Regions from separate parts of the Homo sapiens genome. Here all the other regions are linked to region 1. A link is a contact called in ENCODE Hi-C or POLR2A ChIA-PET data. All regions are on one chromosome and are shown on one strand. Each heading gives the region's core, a stretch centred on a gene start or an enhancer-like site at or near the end of the contact. The rest is flanking DNA. Distances are from core to core; before and after follow the strand shown.

Region 1 (3,204 bases), core at 507-3,006:
GTGAATCCGGGAGGCGGAGATTGCAGTGAGCCGAGATCGCGCCACTGCACTCCAGCCTGGGCGACAAAGCGAGACTCCGTCTCAAAAAAAAAAAAAAAAAAAATTCAGGTTATCTCAATTTCTGTGCAACAAGCACAGAGCACCATCATTTCAATACACAAAACCCTCAAAGATGACATCCATTGATAAGGCATTAGTTTAAAAGCTAAGCAGAGGTTTTAAGTTCCAAGAGCAGTATGTCCCAGGACATAACTCAAATACACCTATCAGGAAACATTTTCATTGTGCATAGCAACTGGAAAAACTGTTCAAATGCACATTTGCAAAGACCCTAACAACCCAAGGAAAATATTTTCCACTTTTTATTTTTAAAGCACCCAGGTGTTTCTGTATTGTAAAAGCCTCAAGGATAACTTCTGACATTGCAAATGCCCTAGGGGTGGACATTGAAGGATTACTGATTTTTTTTTCAAAGCAACTCCTACAGGTGGATCATTCATTGCCCCCATGAAGTAACGCAGTACGAAAAGAAGCAGGCTCAAGCCATGCTCAGATAAATTCACGGATATCTGATGTACAATGGGCTAATTACTGGGAAGAGACCCGAATTCATTCTTAACTTTTTGAGGTCAACTTTAGGAAGCAGTATGGAGTTGCAGCGAAGGGATTAAGGACCTGGAGGCTAGCAAACTATCCTTAGCTCTACCTATTAATTAACTATGTGACCTTTGGCAAGTAATTTCACCTCTCTGTGCCTCAGTTTATTATCTATAAAATGAGTGGGTTGACCTTTACCACAAAATCCCTTCCAGCTCTAAAATTTGATGAAACAACTTAATGGAGAACAAAATACAATGCGTTCTGCAAACTGTTTCTTTGAAGCCTTAAAGACCACCAAGAAGTACACGGCTCAGGCATCTCCAATTAAGTCTGGGCCAATTCTCTGGGTGTCTGGTACACAACCAACCGACTCCTTACTTGCCCTGCACCGTTTCTGTTTCACTGGGCATTCAAATCCATGGATCTCATCTGTGGTTTGGAAGGCTGAGCAGATAACACCCTCATTTACACAAGAAACTTAGGCGTAGGGCTTAAACGTCCTGTTTAAAGTCTCAATCGGTAAATGACAAAGTCTACTTGACCTCATTGCTCTAAAAAGGGGGGTGGGGGGTGGGGATGCCGGGGAGGCGCCGACAGCCAGTTGTTCTGGGATCCCTGAACAGCAAACGCTCCCGGGAAAAGGCCTCAAGCCGACTACTGGGTTCAAATCTCTTGAAGGTCAGGTCGGCATGGCTGAGCCAATTCCTCCGCTTGCAAGACTCAGGGTTCGGAGTCTGCCAATTTGGAATTCACGTGACTATGTGTTAAGTTTCTCGCGGGGACGCGGGGGTAGAGGGCTGCAAGGCACAGGGAGCCTAAGGCGCCAGGCCCTCGGACTTGGAGGTTGCCTGGAATGGGTCAGTCACCTGGGAGCCGGTTCCTCTGCCTCGGGCTTCGGACGCACACGGTCCGCACCAAGGGCACCAGCTTCTGCTTCAAAGCACCCGCCGCCAGGCCTCCACACCGGAACATTTCGGCGACCGCTATTCGGGACCTCCTCCTTCCCTTTCCTCTCACGCACGACCGACGGGTCAAACACCGTGAGCCCCGGCCAGCTCCCCCAGTCTCTTCACACGCACATTACGCAGACTCCTCCTCCCAGCTCCGGGTGGGCATTGGACAGAGAAGCCGGCCTGCTAGAGCCGGGGAAGGGGAACGGCGACCGGAGGCCTACTGCGCAGGCGTAGCACTCGCTGCCGCATTGCGATTGGTCCGCACGGCGAGAGGATTTGCGCATGCACTAGCTGGCCGCAAGCTCGCAAAGACGCTGGCTCTAGGTAGCCGGTTTTCGCGAGTTTGTGGCACAGTGTTGGACTGAACGAGTTAAGGAACCTGTTCAAGGAGGGACTCGTGGGGCCGCTTTGATTGGCGGTTGTGCCTGGTGCTGCCGCTGTGTTGGTGACGAGAACTGATAACAGCATCTCACAACAGCGTAGCCCCGGCATCGCACTTTGTTTTTTGGTTTTAGGACACCAGTTACTTGATACCGAAGCCTTCCTGATTCTTTTGCAGTGATCCAGATCCAGTTTTTCCATGAGTCCGAGGCGCGGAACCTGGCTTCCCAGATCCGGCGTGTACTTCCATCTTTTACCAGTTGCCGGCTCTTTCCCACCCAACCCGTTTCCTGGACAAGTAATTCTGCGCTCTTCTTCCCGCCTGTCACCTTTATTTATTAGTTCAGTTGTGTGTCCTAGATGCTGTATACCAGGTGCTACAGATACACACAGTCTCCTGCTGTGGTTTCTGTGCTTGGGAGCAGGATGTTAGCAAAAAGCGTTCGTGCTTCTCGGACTTTCTGGGAAGAGAAGTCTGCTAAGCAGAACTTTCAGTTATGGGAGTAGGGTGAGGGGCTGAGTGTAAATAAGTGTTTTGACTCTGCCAGATATAAGCTAAATTGGAAATAATGTTTTGGCTGCATGCAGAACATACAATGTGCCTGTTTCAAAGATTCAGCTTACATATTCATTTAACAAGTATTTATTGAGCACTTACCTCTTGGATTGTACTATAAAAGGGGCTCTGTTGGGTATGAAAAGTACGGATGGTCCCCGACTTACCCCTCACAATGGTTCGACTTACAATTTTTCGACTTTATGATGGGTTTAATGAGACCTAACCCCATGTCAGTCGAGGAGCATCTGGACTTAAGCATGGTTCAACTTACGGTTTTTTGACTTTATGATGGGTTTATCAGGGTATTAAATGCAGTTTCGACTTAACGATATTTTCAGTTTACAATGGGTTTATTTGGACATAGCATCTATATAGGAAGTGGCCACTGTCTAGTTGGGGAGATGACATATACCGGTCATTGAAATAATATCTGGTGTAGTGCCGGACAGAGCAAGAGAGAAGACTATGGGATGGAATCACTATGGTAGAACTTCGTGTAAGAAGTTATTTGAGTTGTGTCTTGAAGGATGAGTAGTAAAATTCAAACAGTAGAGGAAAAGGATTGATATTTCAGATGGTGAATACTTTCGGACCAAAGATAACATTTTTCATTGTTAAACATGTTGACCTTGGATCCAGACCAACCCACATTGAATCCTGGCTCTGCCACCTGGGCAAGTCACTTAATTGTGCCTCATTTTCCTCATCTAC
Region 2 (3,204 bases), core at 353-2,852, 240 kb after region 1:
CATCATCAAAATGCTTTTATGAAGGACCTAATATCTGGTGCTCTGAGTTAGGCCGCACAGCTCTGGACTTTCACTTTTAGAACATCATAGTCCAAGAGCAGGTATTGATGTGGACACATGCAAAATGGATTCAAACTGTCAATATGGGTTAAATCACATATTATACATTAATAATCTCTTCCACTGGTTTCTAGATATTTCTGGTTGAAATCTATCAAGCAAATATATCTTGTCCCCTTAATTATAATATTAGCTCCTTGAAGGCAGAGGACCCACCCTGATACTCCTGTCTACAGACCTTAGCTGTACAGGACAAATCTAGATGTTCAGTAAGGACTGATTAAATCAACCTGACCTGACGGGTGCAGGTAGAGTACCTTTCAAGTTAATTTATTCCTTTGAGCCTCATTTCTTCCTCTACAAAATGAGGGTGGAAATTTTTTTTCTTTTCTTTCTTTTTTTTTTTAAATAAAAAGGAGTCTCACTCTGCTGCCCAGGCTAGAGTGCAGTGGTGCGATCTCAGCTCACTGCAATCTCTGCCTCCCAGGTTCAAGTGATTCTCCTGCCTCAGCCCCCTGAGTAGCTGAGATTACAGGCGTGTGACACCATGCCTGGCTAATTTTTGTATTTTTAGTAGAGACAGAGTTTCACCATCTTGGCCAGGCTGGTCTTGAACTCCCGACTTCAGGTGATCCACCCGTCTTAGCCTCCCAAAGTGTTGGGATGACAGGCATGAGCCACCACACTTGGCCCCCCTTTTTTTCCCTTTATTTTAGAGACAGGGTCTTGCTATGTTGCCCAGGATGGTCTCGAACTCCTGAGCTCAAGCAATCCTCCTACCTCAGCTTCCCAAAGTGCTGGGATTACAGGCTGAGCTGCTGTGCCCGGCTAGGGATTGTAATTTTCTCTGCTTTATTGGGTTGTTGTGAGGGTGGAGAGACAATACATGTAAATTGCTTAGTACATACTCTAGCATCGTATAGTACATCATCTGCTCAATTGTTAGCTATTAATTTAACAATATTAATTTCTGCCTCCTGCTCAACTAGGAGAGAGCCTATGGAAAAGAGTAAGTGCAGCAGTTCTCATGCAAATGTGTAGGTATTCGATTCAGCCTATAGAAGCACACTGGTCTGTTGCCTATGTATTGGGATAAGGACAACAGAAGATTTACCTTTTCACCTATCTTCTTCACTTTTCTGCCATGACAGGGATGCTTTGATGGGTCTGTGCTTTAGCAACTGACTAGGAGCGAAGGTCCAAGTGGGACTCTGGACTGGGAGCGAGGGCTGAGACTAAAGTCGCCACATCAGGCTGCTTGTTCCGTTCACTCAGCAAATATTTATAGCTAATCTAACCAGTTTCAGATATCGTTCAAGAGGTGGGGGTCCTGCAACAGCCCAGGCTTGTGCCTTTACCCCATTTCACAGAGAAGAAAAAGCGAAAAACTAGAGAAAAACCACCTCTCCAAGAGGTAACCGCACGCAGCGCGGAAGGCTGCTAGTGCGCAGGCGCCACGCCCCGGTACGCCCCGGCTCTTCCGGCGCGAGGTCACCGAATCGACTGGCCACTGGCGCCGGGGCCGCGCATGCGCTGCGCTGCCTTTCCCGGGCGCTGATTCCTGAGTGCTGAGCGCGAACCCGAGGAGATGAAGTAAGGCGTCAGCTTCCTTTTGAGGAAGGAGCAGCGGGCCACTGGGGGTGGTCCACCGGGACTGGTGTGGTAGAGCGTCTGCGGGGCCGAGGGGCGGGAGCGGCGCGGGGACTGGAACAGCTCGTCCCCTAGTTTTGCTCTTCCTCAGCTCCGGCCGGTTCGCACTTACTTGTCTGCTTTTCTGCCTACCCTCCCCACCCCCCCCGCCACCGTGAAGCCCTTTAACTAAGGTGAAGCTGATCAACGAGCTGAATGAACGAGAGGTCCAGCTTGGGGTGGCCGATAAGGTGTCCTGGCACTCCGAGTACAAGGACAGCGCCTGGATCTTCCTGGGTGAGGTCCACATCTTTCTTCCTCAGTGCTCTCCAGATTCTCCTGCTCGGTTTCCGACTATTTCGGCATTTTCACCCTTCACTCCTGCTTACATTCATCGCCCACCTTCATATCCATCTGCTGTCTGCCCGGGAATCCGTGTTACATCTCTTTTCTGCCCCATTTTTAGTTTTCCTTCCCTGCCAAATCAGTGCTCATGAGAGTTACTGTTTGCCATTTGCTGTGCTAAGGTTCAGGGACTGTTGTTATTTCTCTCTCACCCTCTGACCCATTATACTGCTGAGGAAATTGGGGTGCAGAGAAGTTAAGGGACTTCCTTAAGGTCACATAGCTAGTAAGCGCAACAGGCAGAACTATAGCATTCTAGAACTCTTGGTCTTAGCCACAGCTCCATATTGCTACCACCACCCTCCCCCATTCCCCTTCCCTTCCAGAATTCACTTTGCTCCTCTAGCTCCTGCTTTCTAGTCCATGGCCACGTTACCATTACTGTATTCACTTTATATCACAATCAGTAATTGTACAAGTTTGATGCTTCAAAGAGGTTATTGTACCAAACATTGTGCTAAGCACTTTATATACATCGTTTTATTTAACTCTTATAATAATCTTGCGAGTTACGTGCTAATATCCCCATCTTACAAATGAGGAAATAAATATTTGGAGGGGAAATTATTCCCTAGGAAATGCTTAACAGTGTCTTTATAACCTTTGTCTATGTGTAGGTGGGGTTAATCATGACATATGTAGACTGATTTTGTATCATAGCTGTAAATTTGTGGGTAATGAGCAGATGAATTCAACATGTTTGTGGAAGCAGAGGTTTGTGATGGAAACTATCTGCTTTGTCCATAGGATTTTGGGTGGCAGGAGGACTGAGTGATCAGATTAGTTTCGTTAGTGGTGACCCCGACTTCCACTCAAAATTAATTACTCCTTTTTCTGTACTACTGGCACCTTACATGTACTTCTGTCATTGAGTCAGACTTAATTTCTTTCTTTCTTTCTTTTTTTTGAGCTGGAGTTTCACTCTTGTCGCCCAGGCTGGAGTGCAATGGCACGATCTCGGCGCACTACAACCTCTGCCTCCTGGGTTCAAGCGAGTCTCCTGCTTCAGCCTCCTGAGTAGCTGGGATTACAGGTGCCCGCCACCTCACCTGGCTGATTTTTTTTTGTATTTTTAGTAGAGCCGGGGTTTCGCCATGTTGGACAGGCTGG
Region 3 (3,204 bases), core at 346-2,845, 210 kb before region 1:
GAGGAAGGAAGGAAAGAAGGAAGGAAGGAGAAAAGAAAATGGCTGGAAGTCTGGATTCCTAATTTCTATCATTCAACAAAGAAACATTTATTGTCTTCTATGTGCCGGGCACTTTAGTAGACACTGAGGTGAGATGATAAATATTGAGACCCTATCTCCATCATTGAGGTACTCCTAATCTAGCACAGGTGATGAAAACACAGTCAAATAGCCCTAGGGCAGTGTGCCATCAGAGAGAATAATGGAGGCTTGCTAAAGTAGCACTCAGCTAGTGGGGTGGGGGTCTGAAGAGACTTGGTGAGGGACACGGTTGCTTAATTGAGTCTTAAGCATCAACCCTGCTCCCATTCCCAAGCTGTGTTTTGTTACCATTTTTTTTAGATAGGGTCTTGCTATGTTGGCCAGGGCAGTCTCGAACTCCTAGCCTCAAGCAATCCTCTCGCCTCCGCCTGCCAGTGTTGTGATGACAGGCGTGAGCCACCGCGCCTGGCCTCAAACTGTTTTAAACCTCTATTCCTAACTCCCTGTGTGAGCTCAGCAAAATATTGGGCTCTCTGGGCAGCCTCGGTTTCTTTCATCTTCAGAATGGGGGCAGTAATCTCTGAAGTGGGCCCGAGTGTGCTGTGTGCTCTATCTCCCATCTCGCCTGGTCCTATGTCTAACATCAACCCCCATGCGAGGGCATAAGACCAATTTCCTTAAGATACAACGCAAACATGTGGCAGAGCTGAAGAGTACGGAATAATGAGAGATGGAAGGAGTGGAAGCGAGATGGGGTTTCGCGCAAGGGGTGTGGCCCCAAAGGAAGGTGCGGGAAAAGGTAGGGGTTAAACCTCTATTCGGATTTAACCACCTTCCTGGATTTAACCATCTTTCCAAAGCTTCTCCTCTCTAACGTTGAAGCGGGAGCTAAGTAGCAGCAATGGGTTCCCTCCCCACCTCCCCCCCACCCCCGCAACCTTATGCAGCCGATCTTAAGGACCAGGTACTGAGGAATGGGCTGTCCTTTCCGACCTGCACCCCTCAACGATTGGGATCGCTTTAGTTTCTCCCTGGAGTCGAGCATTTGCCTGCACTTAAAAAAAAAAATCCCAAACCTGGACCCCCTTTGGGGAGGGGGTTAACAGTTTCCTTAAGTTTTCTCTAGTCTGAGTAAAGAAGGACTTCCTTCTACTCGTCCTCAACTATCCCCTGGGGCTTCAGCGGGGCGCGAGAGCTCGGGTCTGGGCCGGGGGCCGAGCAGGCTGCGCTGCCCCTCCAGGATTTCCTGCACTCGACGCGGCGAGGCCGGCTCGAACTTCGGCCTCCGACGAAGGCAACTCCGCTTCCCTTTAAAATGCAGCAACTCCCGGCCCCCGCCCCCGCCCCTCGGGCCGCCTCCTCCCCCTCCCCCTCCGCCCCTGCCCAGGCCCCGGCTCCTCCCCGAGCCCTCGGCGTGGGGGCCTCCTTGCCACCTGCCCGCTGCCCATCCCACATGCAAAGCGTGACCGCCGGGGAAGGAAGCCGAGCGCGCGCGCCCACACCGGCCCTGCGCCGCGGCGACAGCGAGCAGCTCGCCTACTCCGTCCGTCTGCGCTTACCCAGCATGCACTTCCAGGCCCTGAGCTATCTCGGAGCCGCAGCCCCGGGGTCAGAGCGGCCGGAAGAAACAGGAAGTTTGGGACGGTCCTAGTCGTGGGGCCGGGAGTCCTAAAAGACAGGCCCTGAACTCCGTGCTGCCTCTCCCTTCCCCCGCTCCCTCCCTCTGGCGGACTTCCCTGGGGTCCGTTTCGGGGGCTGGCCTGAACTCCGAAAATCCAGATGTGTTTGGGGGTCATTCAAGGCACACTCCCAGGGTTCCCTTCGCGGTAGCATCTCCTGGCTTTATGGATCGAGGGGTGGGAGGAGGAGGGAGTGCTCCCGCCCTGGTGGGGTGGTAGTCCCCGAGGGGGCGTTGTCTTCTGCCCGCCGAGAGGGGGAAGGACGCTAGATTGGGGTGGAGGTTGGGGGGCTGGAGATTTGTCTCCCACGGCCAATTCCTGGGCGGATAGGGCAGTGGTTAGAACCTATGGCGGAGTCCGGACTTACTGGCTCTCCTTCCCACTGCCAGTTAGCTTTGCTCTAATCTGCCCTCCACATTGACTTAGGCTGCCCCATTACCCTCAGCACTATCTCACAGACCTGCGCTGCTGCTCACCAGGGGCACCGGGCAAGGGAGCCCCATTCCTAGTGCAGAGAACACAAAGGGCATGCCCTGTTGAAAGTGATCTCCATTCGCACACCCCTTTGGCCAGGCAGGAAGGAGTGGACTCTCACTTCCCTTGGCTTCCCTCTCAGTCCCCACCCTACCTCAGCGTTAGCTAAACCACTGACCCAAGCAACCTCAACTGTCCCCACACGAGCCTCTCGCTGGCCAGTAGCTGAAAGGAGTGTGGGTCATGGTTGATCCCAGTGGGCCATTTTGATCCCAGTATGCCATCTGGCCAATCCTTTTCGGCTTGTGCAGACTAGCCGTTTGGGTGGACATACTCATTCTATAGCTTCACACTCCCAGCCAGGGACTTTTCCCTTCCCGCTCACTAGAGGTTTCCAAGTTCTCCTTGATGTAGTCGACTCATTGCATCTTCCTAGATTTGCTGAGAGGAGGTGGTGGGGAGTGAAGAACTAGGAAGAATATTTTGGAGGTGGAAAACTGTAGATGAAAACTCATTGGCTGTAGAATGAATGTAATGATTGTAAAGTGAGACTGTCATGGCCATCACAGACATTCCCAGGCAGAATTAATTGGGCTTTCCCCTGCGCTCCCATAGATTAGGATTTATACCTCTATTATCACATTGTATTGTAATTATTTGTTGACATGTTTCTCTCCCCCATAGATGGGGAGCTCCTGGAGGGCAGAGACTATGCCTTATTTATCTGTAGACCTCCCTGCACAGATCCTTGCTTACAAAAGAGATATTGAATACATGTACTAGAAATGGAAGGGGATCCAACAGGATGACCTTCAGGACCTCGTTCAGCGCTAATATCCTGTGATGCAACTTAAACATGTGCCCACAGATGTTCTCACGTTCACATAAACACACAAATACACAAAATACCATCATGCCACAGTCGGGGTGTCACTCCTTGGAAAGTGAACAGATGTTACATGATGCCAAGTAAATGGCCTTTTGAAAGTTGAATCTCCAAACCTAAACATCTGAAGTGTCGACAGGCAAC
Region 4 (3,204 bases), core at 219-2,718, 170 kb after region 1:
AACAAAATAAAACAAGGTGAACTAAAATGAGAAATATCCTTTTGGAAGAACATAGTTCCAAATATTTATTCATTCAACAAATAACCATTTAGGGCCAACTTGCACTGACTTTTCCTTATAACACATAAGCAATAAACCCTATTATTGCGTACTCTCGCGTGATTAGGGAACGTTGTTAAGAGGCTCAAAAATCGGACGTCATAGCTCAAAAATCGGACGTCATAGCACATTGGCTAATGGAATCACCCAGGGGCTTTGCGGTTTCCCCTTCCAGCAGCCAGAGGGGCCAGAGTCGGAAGCTGGGGGTCGGACTCTTGGCATCTTCTGGTGGATTATGAGGTTTGGATTAACTGGGATTTCCCGTTGGTGTTTTTCTGCCTCATCTGTTTAGCTTTTTGTGGTCCCCTTTTTGGTATCCAACTTGCTCTTTCTTAAGTGAAGTTTCTGATTAAAGCAAGAGCTTCGAGTAAGGGGTCTGACCGTAATTTTTCACTGGTTAATGTCTGACGTCCAGTAGGTGCTGTCTGGATCATTCTCCGTCCCTCCCTCCCTTCTTTCCCTCCCCCCCTTCCTTTCTCTCCCTTTCTCTTTTCTTTCTCTCTCTCCCTCCCTCCTTCCTTTCTCTTTCTCTCTCTCTCTCTTTCTCTCCTTTCTTGGATGGAGTCTTGCTTTGTCACCCAGGCTAGAGGGCAGTGGCGTGATCTCAGCTCACTGCAACCTCCACCTCCGGGGTTCAAGTGACTCTCCTGCCTCAGCCTCCCGAGTAGCTGGGACCACAGGTGCGTGCCACCACACCCAGCTAATTTTTTTGCATTTTTACTAGAGACGGGATTTCACCATGTTGGCCAGGCTGGTCTCAAAACTCCTGGCATCAAGTGATGCGCCCGGACCCTCAAAGTGTTGAGATTACAGGCGTGAGCCACCGCGCCTGGCCTTGAACTTTATTTTCTCATTGAGCCCAGGCACCTCACTAAATTCGGCTCACCCCTATGTCTCACTTTCCTACTTTTGTTTTGAAGCCTTTGCCCCACCCCCTCCACGTTGCCGCCTTTTTCGTACTGAGCGCGCAGGGCACTACGCCCACCACTCCCCTTGACCCACTCCTCAAGCCCTGATACCGGGGCGAGGCCCCTTCCTTTTCTAGTCCTTCTACGCGCCAGGTGGGTGGGTTTCGCGGTGACGAGGCGACACCTCTTTCCCCTCTGGCGAGCACGTTAACTGGGGAAGCTACCAAATTCTCACGCCTTAGCTGCCCTGCCTCCACCTCCCGCAAGTCCGGTTGCCCCTCTAGGCTTCTGCGCCTGCAGTGGTTCCGACCCTCGCCTTTAGAACTCTGCCGCTTCCGCCTCTTATTTCGCGCCTTTGTTTTTAGTTTTGGAAGGGGCGGAGTTGAAATGGCTGCGCCGCGGTTGCCGAAGCAACGCTTTGGTTACTTCCGTTGGTTTCAATGCTTCCGGGTTGGCGCTGCAGTGGCGTTTCCGACTGTGGGAGCCTCAGCTTCCCAGTCGTCCGATGAGCCCGAGCAGGTGAGGGGGAGCTCCTGGACTTCCAGGCTGGGGAGCGGGGCTGGGCCGCGCCAGGCCGCGCGGGGCCGGGCTGGCCTGGTTCCCGGCCTGGGAGGGGCTTAACGGTCCTCTGGTCTCTCTCTCCCCTCAGCTGAGTCCCTTCCCTGTCTTTCACTCTTCTGGCATCGGTGGTTTTACTTCTTCGATTGAACCCTGCTTCCTCGACCCCCCTGGGAGGCCGCCTTCTTCAGGCGCCTCCCTTCTCTCCACGAGCTCGCTCTGACAGCTGAGGAACTGGCAAGATCCTGCTACCCAGAGGGTGAATGGGTATCTTTCCCGGAATAATCCTAATTTTTCTAAGGGTGAAGTTTGCAACGGCGGCCGTGATTGTAAGCGGAGTAAGCAAACACCTCCATTGTATTAGTGTAAGGGATACTGTTGAAAGATGCTCCCCTTCGGTTTCTACCCCCTGTCACTCCTGAGGTCAAGGCATTGAAGGCATCTATTAAAATGCAGTTCAGTTACTTGATTGGCATGACAGCTGTTATCAACATGAATTAGTTTCTCAGACAGGATAACAGCAGGGACATTTATGGTTTCCTGTCAGTGATTCCTTGTTGTTGTTGTTTTTCCCCCCAGCCTAGAGATGCCTAGCGTTATCATGAACTCTTCCCTCGTCTTCATTCCCTACATCATCGAGTTCTTTGTGTCTTCATTGGGGAAGTCTATCTCTAACCTCAGTGCCAACAAGCATCTTTGTCTGCTGTACTTTGCACCATCCTAAGCTAGTCTCCCTGCCTCTCCCGTTTGTAATGTAATCCACTGTGTTTGCTGCAGCCCTAATAGGCTAAAATGTGGTGGATTTCCTCAAGTCACTTCGTTGTTAAACACACACACACAAAACATGCAGCCCCCTCCTACACCCCCTACCCCCACCCCTTGGTTTCAAGCCTTTCAACATAACATGCTCCTTATCACACTTCTTGTCTGATACTGTTTCAGTCAACAAGGGAATTCTCTGTTCCAGTTAGGTTCCTTTCTTCTTGGCACAAACCATACTGATGCCTGCTTCTACATGCTGTGCTTGTTCCCACATTTGTGTTTCTGTTCATTCTCTCTTCCCTGCCCCTCTCCCTTACCTGCACCTAACCAGGTTGTACCTACCGTCTCTCAAGGTTCAATTTAGGTTCTCTCACCTCGGCAATTTTCAAATTAGTCAATCCCATGCTGGTTGTAGTCTTTTCTATGCTCCTCTTGCTCTTAAAGTTTGTACTACACAGTTTAGTACTTAATTTTTCTCTAACGCACTACTTTGATTTCTTCCACCAGATTATAAGCTCTTGAAAGGCAAGTACTGTATTTCGTACTTTTTTCTCTGTCCCATCTCATTGGTTATTCAGAAAAGACAGGTTGAGTGGTAAATATTGTCTTGGTGCTAGAACGAATATCTGTGTTTTTCAAATATGATTATACCCAAAGTGCATTGCAGGTTTGGGCATTTAGCATGCCTTCAATAAATATCTGCTTGGCTCTCCATTGTTACCTTCTGAATCTGAGAATCTCTAATTTCTACTCTTTCTTAAAGGAGAAAGCAGGAGAGGCACCCAGAGTTTCCTGACCAGATCTTGGGAGTAGTATAGGGCAATGTAACTTGTATTGTAGGACATTCTTACTTTCACTCATTAGTCTATCAAATTCT

What was found. A loop is a pair of places that touch in the nucleus more often than their neighbours do. ChIA-PET counts read pairs that join two places held with the same protein, here RNA polymerase II (POLR2A). Pooled maps may share reads with other maps.
Region 2: a loop to region 1 is called in a pooled map, with 6 times the contacts of the local background. The contact joins the promoter of RBMX2 here to the promoter of AIFM1 in region 1. A Hi-C loop is called at or near these places in 1 of 37 single-sample maps with no recorded cell type and 8 of 50 pooled maps. POLR2A ChIA-PET finds 5 or more read pairs at or near these places in 2 of 52 experiments (IMR-90 and activated CD8-positive, alpha-beta memory T cell).
Region 3: a loop to region 1 is called in a pooled map, with 5 times the contacts of the local background. The contact joins the enhancer-like site here to the promoter of AIFM1 in region 1. A Hi-C loop is called at or near these places in 1 of 37 single-sample maps with no recorded cell type and 5 of 50 pooled maps. POLR2A ChIA-PET finds 5 or more read pairs at or near these places in 1 of 52 experiments (naive thymus-derived CD8-positive, alpha-beta T cell).
Region 4: a map of spleen shows a loop between it and region 1 (9-fold over the local background). The contact joins the promoter of SLC25A14 here to the promoter of AIFM1 in region 1. A Hi-C loop is called at or near these places in 1 of 168 maps with a recorded cell type or tissue (spleen) and 9 of 50 pooled maps. POLR2A ChIA-PET finds 5 or more read pairs at or near these places in 4 of 52 experiments (PC-3, WTC11, activated T-cell and 1 more).

Annotation. Positions count from the first base shown.
Region 1 is chrX:130,164,085-130,167,288 of GRCh38, forward strand. It overlaps AIFM1 (apoptosis inducing factor mitochondria associated 1), which reads right to left and starts at 1,757. Exons shown (of 16, transcript NM_004208.4): 1 at 1,467-1,757. The coding sequence starts at 1,572. It also overlaps a transcript of RAB33A not described here. RefSeq lists an enhancer at 1,406-1,745.
Region 2 is chrX:130,400,385-130,403,588 of GRCh38, forward strand. It overlaps RBMX2 (RNA binding motif protein X-linked 2), which reads left to right and starts at 1,603. Exons shown (of 6, transcript NM_016024.4): 1 at 1,603-1,653; 2 at 1,871-1,986. The coding sequence starts at 1,649.
Region 3 is chrX:129,955,881-129,959,084 of GRCh38, forward strand. No RefSeq gene overlaps it. Among named protein-coding and RNA genes, the nearest start is that of BCORL1, 25 kb to the right of the region's middle. Within about 2 kb of position 1,596, at least 24 of the 41 ENCODE cell types and tissues checked have a DNase peak (open chromatin) inside an H3K27ac peak, as active enhancers do.
Region 4 is chrX:130,338,451-130,341,654 of GRCh38, forward strand. SLC25A14 (solute carrier family 25 member 14) reads left to right here and starts at 1,469. Exons shown (of 11, transcript NM_001282195.2): 1 at 1,469-1,526; 2 at 1,657-1,903. The coding sequence starts at 1,829. RefSeq lists an enhancer at 1,101-1,674 and a silencer at 1,487-1,696.